2 separate regions of the Homo sapiens genome follow, and region 1 is linked to region 2. A link is a contact called in ENCODE Hi-C data. All regions are on one chromosome and are shown on one strand. Each heading gives the region's core, a stretch centred on a gene start or an enhancer-like site at or near the end of the contact. The rest is flanking DNA. Distances are from core to core; before and after follow the strand shown. Region 1 overlaps TACC2 (transforming acidic coiled-coil containing protein 2). Region 2 overlaps LOC105378519 (a long non-coding RNA gene).

Region 1 (5,897 bases), core at 1,900-4,399, 1.2 Mb before region 2:
CAGGCTGGTCTTGAACTCCTGACCTTTGGTGATCCACCCGTCTTGGCCTCCCAACATGCTGGGATTACAGGAGTGAGCCACGATACCCAGCCTGATGTTCTTCTCAAAAGATGACAAATAAACTCAGCCAGATGCTGGGAGAAGCTATACAGTCAGGTGAGTGAAAGTGTAGCTGTCCTCCTGATCAAAACAGCACAAAGCCAGCTGAACGGACCAGCCCCTCTGGGATCAAGATCTCAGCTGAGGATGCCCAAAGCCAGTGCACCAAATCCACAGGTGCGCTGACTCACCAGAACACTGGGCACAGAAATCACATGGAGGGTCCAGGGGCTTAGGTGGGCAGGGGCAGCAAGTATAGTACAAAGAGCACAGACTCTGGACATAGATCTGAGCCTGAATCCAGCTCTGCCACTTACTCGCCATTTATAAGCCCTAGGCAAGTTCATTAACCTCTTTGAGCTTCAGTTTCTGAACCTGTAAAATGGAGATAAATGCATTACTTGAAAGACTGTTAAAAGAAATAAGAGGAAAAAATATATGTAGAAATAGAAAGTCTAATAGTGTTACCAGGGTCTGGGGAGAGAAGGGAAGAAGGGAAATTGTTGTTTAATGGATACAGTCGTTCAGATTGGCAAGATGAGTAAGTTCTGGAGATGTTTCACAATAATATGAATATACTTACCACCAAACTGTACACTTAAAAATGGTTATGATGGTACATCTTATGTGGTTTGTTTAATCACAATTTAAAAAACATGTAAAGCATAGCATCATCTCACTACAGGTCCTCAATACACAGTATGGGTTCATGGAAAATAGCACTAACAGAATGATATTAATAGCCTCTGCCACCAGATCTGTCTAGCTAACACTTAATTCAGGCCACAATCAGCTTCCTCTCTAACTTTTTCAGGCTGAGAACAGGCCACTCAGCCCACAAACAACAAACTGAAGTCTCAACAAATGCCACCAGTATTCTTATATAGATGAGGCAAAATTTTAGTTGGTGTTTAAAAAAATGTCACTCAGTCCTCAGCATCTTAGCAGAGTTACAGATTTTCCCTGATTCCAAAACCACACAAGCAGCAAAATTACCTCCATTTCCTCTCCCTGCAATGCAACCAGGTCTAGACCCTGAACAAAAAGCAAAGCCTTAGAGCCTATAGTTCAAGAGAGGAGACGATTCATTAACTGATTCAACAAGAACTGACGAAAATCTGTTCTGCCAAACACAATACAAGGTACTGAGGATGCAGAGAGCAATGACGCAGGGGTTGTTAGCCGTCAGAGAGAGACCTTGGCACACGGCTGACCACAAGACAACCTGGGAGTTCCAGAATGCAGAGTCCTGGGCCAGCTAAGTTGCTGGGATGAACCAGTTTCAGTCAAGGTAAGAAAGGTAACGTCCAGGCTGGGCGCGGTGGCTCACACCTGTAATCCCAGCACTTTGGGAGGCCGAGGCGGCCGGATGGCCTGAGGTCAGGAGTTCAAGACCAGCCCAGCCAACATGGTGAAACTCCAACTCTACTAAAAATACAAAAATTAGCCGGGCATGGTGGCACATGCCTGTAGTCCCAGCTACTTGGGAGGCTGAAGCAGGAGAACAGTTTGAACCCGGGGAAGCAGGGGTTGCCGTGAGCTGAGATGGCACCACTGCACTCCAGCCCGGACAACAGAGTAAGACTCCATCTCAAAAAAAAAAAAAAAAGAAAAAGAGAAAAACAAAGGTAATGTTCAATCTTTTCCTGTTCTGTGTGAAGCAGGGAGCCAGAAAGTAGGAGCCACAGCAAGCCCAAGGGATGGAGGGAGGGGTGTCCTGGGTATAAAAGGAGGAAGAAAAAAGATCCTATTGATGGCCATATGGCCTAGCTGCTTACTGTCTCTTGTCAATTTAGAATGTGCCCCACTGGGGGAACAGTCATGATATGAAACCAACCCCCCATGCCCTCAAGGAGCTTCAGTGCAAGAATGCTAGCCAGGAGCCTTCTATTCTAAATGATGCAGACACTAGAATAGCTCCTGGACCTCAGAGGACCAAGCGTGGACACAACCACAGAATGACAAGAATTAGCGGGACTGTAAATAACCTGAGATGAGCCAATGGGGCAGCTGCTTTCTCTTTCCATTTATTTCTCCCCAGGTCAGCAGACCTAACAAGAGCCCCATATTCGTGTGTTTGTACTTATTTTCTAGGCAAAATATAAATGAACAATTAAAAGAGAGGGTGGCAGCTGGGTGCGGTGGCTCACACCTGTAATCCCAGCATTTTGGGAGGCCGAGCTGGGCAGATAACTTGACAGCAGGAGTTCGAGACCAGCCTGGGAAACATGGCAAATCCCCGTCTCTACTAAAAATACAAAAAATTAGCCGGGCATGGTGGTGCACACCTGTAGTCCCAGCTGCTGTGGAGCTGAGGCAGGAGAATCACTTGAACCCAGGAGGCAGAGGTTGCAGTGGGCCGAGATCACGCCACTGCACTCCAGCCTGGTGACAGAGCGAGACTCTGTCTCAAAGAAAAAAAAAAAAAAAAAAGATTTCTAAGACCAGAGAGGTTGACCTCTCCCAGGAGCAGAGGAGAAACTGCGGCCCTGAGATTTGAGGGACTTGATTTAATGTTGTGAGCATGCTGATTTTGCTGCTGGTGGCAAAATTTGAATATATATGAAATACTGTAACAAATTTAAATCATTACAATAAAAGTATTAATGATAATAGCAGTCATAAGGGCCACTCACATTGTGAGCACTTCTGTTTGCCAGGTGTTGTGTGAAGGGCTTTGCACTCACTCACTCATGCAGCAAGACGGTCTCAAAAAAAAAAAAGAAAGAAAGGAGAGTGGCAAAGCAAGGTAGGATGAACAAAAAGGAAGCCGAGACAACCAGCTCATGGACGGCAGAGTCAATACACAGCTTCTAAATAAGGAAGAACTGCGTTTCATAGTATGTCTCCTGGTTTGCATTTAAAAACAACACTAATGCACACAGGCTACAGCAGGTGTTAGGAAATTGAGCTCCCCTAAATCAGTACTTTTAATCATAACCAGATGAAAAATATGAACACCACTGACTTTCCATTTGCACAGCCCTTTACAGTTTGTTTATCAAGTATATTCATGTGCATGACTTCACTGGCCTCCCCAGCTTCGAGAGCCAGGTGGGCAGGGATAAGCGGCCCCACCATCCACGAGAAGGAAGGTGACTCAGACAGTTCACAACGTCACGACTTGCTCAAGGTCACACAGCTGGTAAGGGGTAGGGCAAGAACTCCAATATAGGATCTTTGTCTATAAATTCTGGGCTTTCTCAATACTGCCCTTCCCCAACCTAAGGAAAATAAGTCTTGGGGACTTTGCTTTATCTCAATTAGCAGCCATGAATACACTTGCAAAGTGACAGACTGAAACTCTATAACACTGTGGATAGCGGACAGAGGGATGGGGACAGAGCTGACACTCAACACATCTGAAATGACACCTCCATTACAAAGGGTCGGCTGCTCTACATTCCCTGGAGAATTTCACTTGCTCCTCTGTTTTTCAGATGCATTGCTCTGCAAACTTTGGTTTCCCTGGGTCTTCCTTCTCAGGCCTCTCGTTTCTCCTGAATGATTTCATAATCCTCAACATGTTCTGTCATCGCAGGGAGTTGATGTGAACATGATTACTGGGGTTATGAACCAAGGACTGCGACCTCAATAGGGGAGAGGCAGAAAAAAAACACAGCTAGCCACCAAAATGGATTTCACAGACCTTGGTCACAAGGGGATAAATGAGGGCACCCAGCCCTGCAGCCATCTCTATGCTCCTCTAGCCAGCACTAGTTACTGATTTTATTGCCAGCTTCCTAAACCACCTCCTGATCATCTGTGCAAAAGTTGCAAGGACCTGCTAAACCCCAGCTACAGTAAATCCAAGAACGCTTCGCTTTTGGCTATGGAACCAAGTCCTGAAAAAAAAAAATACACCCACACATGCATGTACACATATGCACATACACACACACAGGTGCTCCCCATCAAGCCCTCATTCTCTTCCAGTCTCATCTACGCTTACAGCCCAGAGCTGGGCAAGCCCAGAGACCCTTTCTTTCATCCTCCCAATTAGAACTGTCTCTCATGATTCCTCAAAGCCTGGCAGCATCCTCTATTGAGATGCTATTGGCATTGGGGTGAGGCAATTCTCTGCTGTGCAGGACTCTCACATGAGAGTGACCCTAGCCCTCCCCCACTAGACGCCAATAGCATCCTCCCCAGTCACTGGGACAACCAAAAATATCCTCCTAATAGCAGTTCCCTCCCTAGTCACTGGAACAACCAAAAATATCCTCCCACATTTCCAGACATCCCCTCCTGGGGCATTATCCTTCACCACAAAGCCTGCCCCATATGTGCATGCTCAGGTATCTCACACACACACACACACACACACACACACACACACACACACACACACACTCACCTACCTACCTCCTTGAAGGTGGGGGCTGTGTCATTCAATTCAACCACCATCTACCTCCCAGGCTCTGTGTTACTCTTGTGGCGTGGCATTGTGAACCAGACATATCCTTCCTCAAGCAGTGTCTGTCTCCATAAAAGCATCAAACACAAATAACCAGGATACAAAGCCGAATAAAACCAACGAGGCCGCAGGACTTGGCGCAGAGAACACCAGGGCAAGTGTCTGCGGTCTGGGGTTGGAGTCCTACCTTGATGTGTGGCCCTGGCCAAGACCCTGGACTTCTTTGAGTCTCTCTTTTCGTATCTGTAAAACGAAACCTTGATCTTTAACTTTCCTTCTTGCTAAAATATTTTAAATGTTCAAGCACGTTTCTTGAACATTATTTTTTTAAGAGAGAAAAGAGGACGGCTGGAACGGAGAGACAAGGGGCTAATCCTGTCTAGGTTCCACAGAGGCGGCAGCATTTGACCTGAAGATTTCCATAAGGCAGTTCCATAACACCGGTATATGAATAACTATAATACAAGCAGGTCATATTCCATGATCACACTTCTGAGGCTTGGGATGTAACTTTTGATGAGAGACTAGTGACTCTGGGTAGCTGAGTTGCTGTGGCATTTGCACAAGGAGGGTGGCTGCTGGCCTATTTGCTGCTCCGATTTCCTTCCCGGAGAATTAGTCCCAGGCAGAGCCTGTGAGAAAGAGCCCCGTGGGAATCCACTCACCCGCCTGGCTCAACTGGTCCCATTCTCAGGAGGCCCTCCCGCCTGGCCTGAGAAGGGAAAGCCAGCTGCTCCGGGAGGGAACTCACTGTGCAATTTTCAACAAAACCCTTCCTCTAAGTTCCATCAACTGTCAACCCTAAAAACACTGCTTAAGATTCAACTGTTAATCTGCACGTGCATCTCACAGACCAAACACTGCCTCACGTCACAGTCCCGGAAAAAAAGTCATTTCCAGATATCATGGAAACGGCTTTTAAAATGTGGCCTCAATAAGGAATCAGAGAAGTAAGAATGGGGAGAGTTCTCTCCGGTAACAGAGCCGCACCTTCCTCTGGCATAGCACAGGAAACTGCCCTAGGATCCTCAATGTCCCACGTCCTGTGACACGAGGGCCCCCCATCCTCTCCAGCCGCCCCTCCTTAGGCCCCGCTTCCATTTCCCCTCCACAATGTCTATTTCAGCTGTATTTCAACCCGCTATCACATTCTCCTGTCCCAGCATTTGACAGAGCCTGAAGATAGCAACAACAGTAACAGTGATGATGATGAAGCCATTTTAAGAAAAGACCAGGATTGAAGAGGACACCTGGCCACAGCGTGGTGTATTCGGCGCTCGGAGCCTGGGCAGCAAATCCCAGCGCCCCGACACTGGATTTCGAGGACACCCCGAGGCAGAGGCGCACTCTGCGGCGGGAGCCAAGGACGCGGAGGGGACGC
Region 2 (5,868 bases), core at 697-3,196:
AGGGGGGAGGGATAGCATTAGGAGATATACCTAATGCTAAATGATGAGTTAATGGGTGCAGCACACCAACATGGCACATGTATACATATGTAACAAACCTGCACGTTGTGCACATGTACCCTAAAACTTCAAGTATAATATAAAAAAAAAAAAAGGATCATCCCCTTATCTCCAGCTCTGGTCTCCGGAGGCCCGTGTGGCTGGAGCAAAAAAGGCAATGGGCCGGTGGAGTCTTGTTTAGTGGGGACGCCGTGGTCAGCTCTGAGCTGTTCCTACTGTTCTTAGTGGAGGTAGCAAGACCCCCGTCTCTCCTGGTGGGTAGTGTGGATGTCGCACAGACAGAAGCTCAGGTGGCAAAGGGTCGTGGAAACTTCTGCACCTTCCAGAATACGTGGGTCCATGGACGTGGACCCACGGCCACGTTAAGGCTCATGTTCATTTGTTCAGTTCACTTATTTAATTCATTTGTTCAGTGGTTCCTTCATTAATTCAGTCAATAATATTGTCTTGAGCACTTACTGTGTGCCAGAACCCAAGGTCGGGGCTAAGGATAGAAAAGAGAACTCGGGAGGCTGAAGCAGGAGAATCGCTTGAACCCGGGAGGCGGAGGTTGCAGTGAGCCGAGATCACCACTGCACTCCAGCCTGGGTGACAGAGTGAGAGTCTCCGTCTCAAAAATAGAAAAAAAAAAGAAAGAAAGAAAGAAAGAAAAAGTAACAGAAAAGATGGCTTACAGTCTTTCTTGCCAGTCTCATGAGGCCAGAATATTTGAAAAAAGCATAAATTAAGATACACAGGATTATGAAACAAACCGATTATACTGTCATGCAGTTATCAAAATATTTTTAAGTGGTGCTATACTCGTATATGTTCTTCGTTGATAGAGGATGTAACAGGATCTACAGACCAATCTATTAACTACAGTCATTTCAAAATAGTGATTAGCCCAGCTGATATTTTGAGATAACTGCATCAACTACGACGTGATAGAAAAACAGCTGTGATTTCTGTTGGAGACAAAGTCACAGACACTGCTAATACACTGTGGCTTGTTGCCGATTTTCATAATTGAGTAAATTGTTAAATCTCAGACAGTGAAAATAATGATATAAATATTTTCCTGTCCAAGTTCATAGACCCCCCTCCTCCAGATTTTATTCACAGACTCCTCGATTAAAAAGCCAGATCGGTGAGCAGAAATAAACAGGGTGAGTGTGGACAGTGATGAGCACTTGGAGGAAATCAACAGGGAGAGAGACTAACGATAAAATCAGAAGGGAGGCCCTGTGTGGGATGCAATGGTCGGGAAACGCCTGGATGAGACCACAGTTCACTCTAAAAGCCCCATACAGAGGTCGGAAACAGCTACCAGGGACTCTGATTTAGCCTGTAAATCTGCACAGTCTTCTTGAACATTTAGATCTGGTGTTCAGGACTGGACTCGGCTTTTGACCACAAGGCCTCCCAATCCGGGAAGTCCAGGTCAGCCTCGTGGACATCCAGAGATTTCATCCCAGGGCACTGAAAGTGAAATCTCTGCCTGGGCCCTGAAGCCACTTGATTTTGCAACTTTACCACCTAAACTTTCCTGGGTCACTCTTGGGGCAACCCATCCAGGGCAAGGGTAGTTTGCATGGCAAATGGAACTTTCCAAAGTTTAACTTGAAAAAGATGGTCGGCATCGGTGTCCTATTTAGAAACCAGGCTCCTTCCAGCCTGGGGATCCCCTGAACCTTCCAGATCTTTATCCAACTTTCATTCAAGCTGTGATTCCCCGGTGCCCCTTCTAAGCCAGCAGCTGTGTGACATCTCTGTTCTCATCCACCCATTTCCAGGCAGCAGCGTGTTGGGGGTGGTTAGGGAGTGTAGTGCTGGGTCACAGGCAGCCTTTGTAACTGCATATGAACCAGTGTGGCAAGCTTGCAGGATGATGTCAGAGCTGGCACCGGCAAAGAACAACTTTGTTGACAAGAAGATTAATTAGACAAATGTAGTGCCCATCAGTTATTGCCACCGCCTCCTCGGGGGTCAGCTCTAGTCAGGCCTTTGCTAGAGATTTTTTTTTTCATCTTTTTAGAGAAAGCTTAATCTCCTAACAAGGCAGCCAAGAAACAGTTCATGGCGTGCCAGAAGAGCAAGTGCATACAAGCATGTTCTGAAGTGAGGGTGCCTGCACACCGCCAGGCTGCAGGGCTGGGGCTGGCCCAGGCTTGGAGCCAACTGGGCCTCTTCCTTCTACCTGTACAGACCCAGCCCCAGGAAGCGTGTTGAGCCCCGAATCCTTCCTCACAAGAGAAGACACCCATTTGTGAGCTCTCTTGGCCTCTCTTCCTCTCTTTCCTGGGAGAGCTGCCCCTTTCATGGAGGGGCGGGCAGACAGCCATGCAGGGTCTTCAGAGCTCGGAGGCTTCCGCCACCTACACCTTCCCTCTTTATCCAAAAGGCACCTGCCCCATTGTCCCATTGTGGGAAGAGGCAATGAATGAATTGCTGAGTGGTAGCGGCCTTATTCATCATTCATCAAATACTCAGTAGGTTTATGGGCATATTATATCCCAGCAACACTGCAGTAAAGGAATGATTCCCATGTATCAGGCCCTGGCCCTGGGGAAGGGGTTATATTCTAGAGGGGGAGGCATGGCAATGAGTAAAATAAATACTCCAAGAAGCTCATCTGCACCAGTGGTAAAGGCCAAGAAGGAGCTAGGAGAGGGGATGTGGTGTTGAGGGCCGGGAGATGGCAGCCATTTTGGAAAAGGTGCCCCTGAGGAGGTGAAATTGAATTGAAACTTGAGGAGGGAGAGAATCTGTGGGGAAGAGCTGACTTCCTGTTGGCTGCAGGGGACAGGAAACTGAGAGTGCCAAGGGAGGGGATGTTCTGTGGATATCTGTTGACTGCATGAATAAAACAAAATGTTTCCAAGCTGTGCTTCTCACACTTTAGTGTTGTGTTAGAATCCTTGGGAAGGAGGGTCTTGTTAAAACATAGATGTCCAGCTCCACTGATTCAGAAGGGCTGGTGCAGGGCCCAGAGAGCTGCATTTTAACAGCCCCCGCCTCCAGGCAGCCCTCCCAGTCCCTCCTGGAGCCCCATCTCCAGGCAGGCGCTCAGCCCTGGATTGCAGCCCTGTCTGTCTGTCAGGCCTACCTGAGGTTTCAGAAAGGCCTCACAGTCAGGCTCCCAGGGGCCCAAAGCCAGTGTGGCTTCAGTGGGACCAACCTGACAGCTCCTTATAACTCTAAGGCCTCCACCTCCCACTGGCCAGCAAGGAGCCCTGGTGGGCAGGGGTGGGGCCTGCTCTGTCTCATCAGGCTATGCCCTATCTAGGGCAAGGGGTCCCTGGGGCTGGGGATGGGCTTCCCCTGGATCCTGTACCCTGCCTTTTAGAGTCACGGATACCTGGAACCCTGAGCCAACCTCCAGGTTTGTGTGGGCCTCTCTCCCTGGGTCCATCATTCTTCTGTGGGTGATGGCTCAGCTGGAACTGGGTGGGGGCGTGGATATGTGGGGCTAGTGGGTATACACACCTGTACACACACACACACGTGTGTGCACTAAAAAGCCAAGTGGGGTGAGGCGTGAAGGGGGTAGGCTGCAGCCTGGCTCTCTGTGCTGCCTTTTTTCGAAAGTCAACTCCTCAGAATTCTAAATTCAAACCTTGCCTTCATGATGATGAAGATGTATTTACCAAGGTAGAAAAATTATGGGTTTTATCTTCTAACAACTGATTGGATTGGTAACCTTTTTTTTTTTTGAGACGGAGCCTTACTCTGTCACCCAAGCTGGAGTGCAATGGCGTGACCTTGGCTCACTGCAACCTCCACCTCCTGGGTTCAAGCGATTCTCCTGCCTCGGCCTCCCAAGTAGCAGGGATTACAGGTGCACGGCGCCGTGCACGGCGCCATGCCCGGCTAATTTTTTTTGTATTTTACTAGAGACGGGGTTTCACTGTGTTGCCCAGGCTGGTCTCGAACTCCTGAACTCAGGCAGTCCACCCGCCTCGGCCTCCCAAAGTGCTAGGATTACAGGCATGAGCCACTATGCCCGGCCCCGGATTGATAACTTTTTAATAATTGACACATGGTATGGGAACTTCGCTTTTATTCTCATCTTGGGCCCCCAGAATGTTAGGATGATTGGAGAGAGTTGCAGGGAAGGTACCAGAACCAAGGAATTTTCCCCGTGGATGAGAAGTATGATTCCAAGAACGGAGACTGTGAATTCCCAGTGTTGCCTGCCACCTATCTCTTCATCTTCACCACCCAGGCTTAACCTCCAGGCCAGAGATTGTCCAGGTCTGGTTGGGCAAACCACCCTCAGCGTCTGTTTAGCACGTGGATTCCAGGACCGCACCCAAACCTGATGAATGGGGTCCCTGGAGGTGGGGCTTGGGAGGCAGAATTTTCTGCCCCCTCCTGGTGACTTAGAGGCACCAGGAAATGTGAAATCCACGGTGGGGGAGAGGTGTGGGCCCTTCATTCTGATGGATCCACACTTGGAAACGAGGAGGGGGTTCTGAGCTTGAAGACCAGCTGGAGAGGTGCAGTCTGGGATTTATCTGCTGTCTCTGAATAGATGTTTGGGGACTCCAGGGTCACACATTTAAACGGAACTCCCTTTTCCAGCTCCATGTAGAGGGGGCTCTAAATGCAAGGGGCCCTACTTGGGAAACCTCTCATGTCCTTCCCACATCCATGAGTCCCTGGGGTTCCTCCTGCCCCCCAGCACCATGGAAGAAAGCTACCCTCATGTCCACTCGCCAATTCTCGTCTAGGAGGGAATGTAAAACTCAGCTTGGGACGGAGCGGAAAGGCCCATGCGTGTTCCTGAACTTACCACCAGCAGGAGGCCGCGGGCTTTTCCTCCCCTCTCTGGGCTGCAGTTTTCCTGGATGTAGAGGGGCTTTCAAGATGATACAAGTATCCAACTTTTAAGAAATACATTTCAGTGTAAGGCATCACTTCACTTTTCTTAGTCATTGGAGAGCAAAGGGATGAGGAAATGTCTTTCTTCTTTGGCTAATGGTTTCGGAGTGCTGAGCGACAGTTGAGAGAACTCATTTCAGCAGTGGGAGAAGCCGCCTGCCGGGACGCCATTTCCTGATCTCTGCTGCCCTCTGCTGCCCGGTGCCGGCTGAGACATGCCGATGCGACGCACAGGCCACAGCATCACAGAGCCGCGTCCTAAGACGCTGTTTACCAACAAGGAATCCGAGGCTCAGAATGGGCAGTGACTTCCTCCAGGCCACACAGCAGGTCACCAGAGCTCCTGCCTCCCTAGCAAGTCGGGGCAGAGTCCTCTGGCTCACGGAGTCTCCAAGCGTGGTCGCCAGACCAGCAGCATCAACCTCACCTGAGAATTTGTCTTTTGGGGTCCCACCTCAGACCTCCCGAATAATAAACTATGTGGGTGAGGAGCGCTCAGCATCCTAGTAAACTCTCCAAGTAACCTGAGAACCTTTGCTATCTCTTTGGAAATAGAAATCCAGAAGAGAAACAGACTTTCTTATCATATTGTCCATCTTTAAAACTGAAATAAGACATGGAAAAATGCAGGAGTCTGACTATTCGTTTTCATTTTCATGTTTAAAAAGGTCAGTGCTGTGTGAACATTCAGATGTCCACAGCTCACAGGTATCTTTTTTTTTTCTTTTTTCTTTTATTTATTTATTTATTTATTTATTTGAGATGGAGTCTCGCTCTGTCGCCCAGGCTGGAGTGCAGTGGCGCAATCTCGACTCACCGCAAGCTCTGCCTCCCGGGTTCACGCCATTCTCCTGCCTCAGCCTCCCGAGTAGCTGGGGCTACAGGCGCCGCCACCATGCCCGGCTAATTTTTTTGTATTTTTGGTAGAGACAGGGTTTCACC

The links. Hi-C counts contacts between places; a loop is a spot of excess contacts on that map. Pooled maps may share reads with other maps.
Region 1: a loop to region 2 is called in a map of prostate gland, with 3 times the contacts of the local background. The contact joins two enhancer-like sites. A Hi-C loop is called at or near these places in 2 of 168 maps with a recorded cell type or tissue (IMR-90 and prostate gland) and 9 of 50 pooled maps.

Annotation. Positions count from the first base shown.
Region 1 is chr10:122,113,827-122,119,723 of GRCh38, reverse strand. The region is part of intron 5 of TACC2 (transforming acidic coiled-coil containing protein 2); the gene reads right to left. Among named protein-coding and RNA genes, the nearest start is that of TACC2, 130 kb to the right of the region's middle. Within about 2 kb of position 3,149, at least 5 of the 41 ENCODE cell types and tissues checked have a DNase peak (open chromatin) inside an H3K27ac peak, as active enhancers do.
Region 2 is chr10:120,942,258-120,948,125 of GRCh38, reverse strand. All of the region lies in intron 2 of LOC105378519 (a long non-coding RNA gene), which reads left to right. Among named protein-coding and RNA genes, the nearest start is that of WDR11, 94 kb to the right of the region's middle. RefSeq lists enhancers at 5,002-5,071, 4,976-5,270. Within about 2 kb of position 1,946, at least 8 of the 41 ENCODE cell types and tissues checked have a DNase peak (open chromatin) inside an H3K27ac peak, as active enhancers do.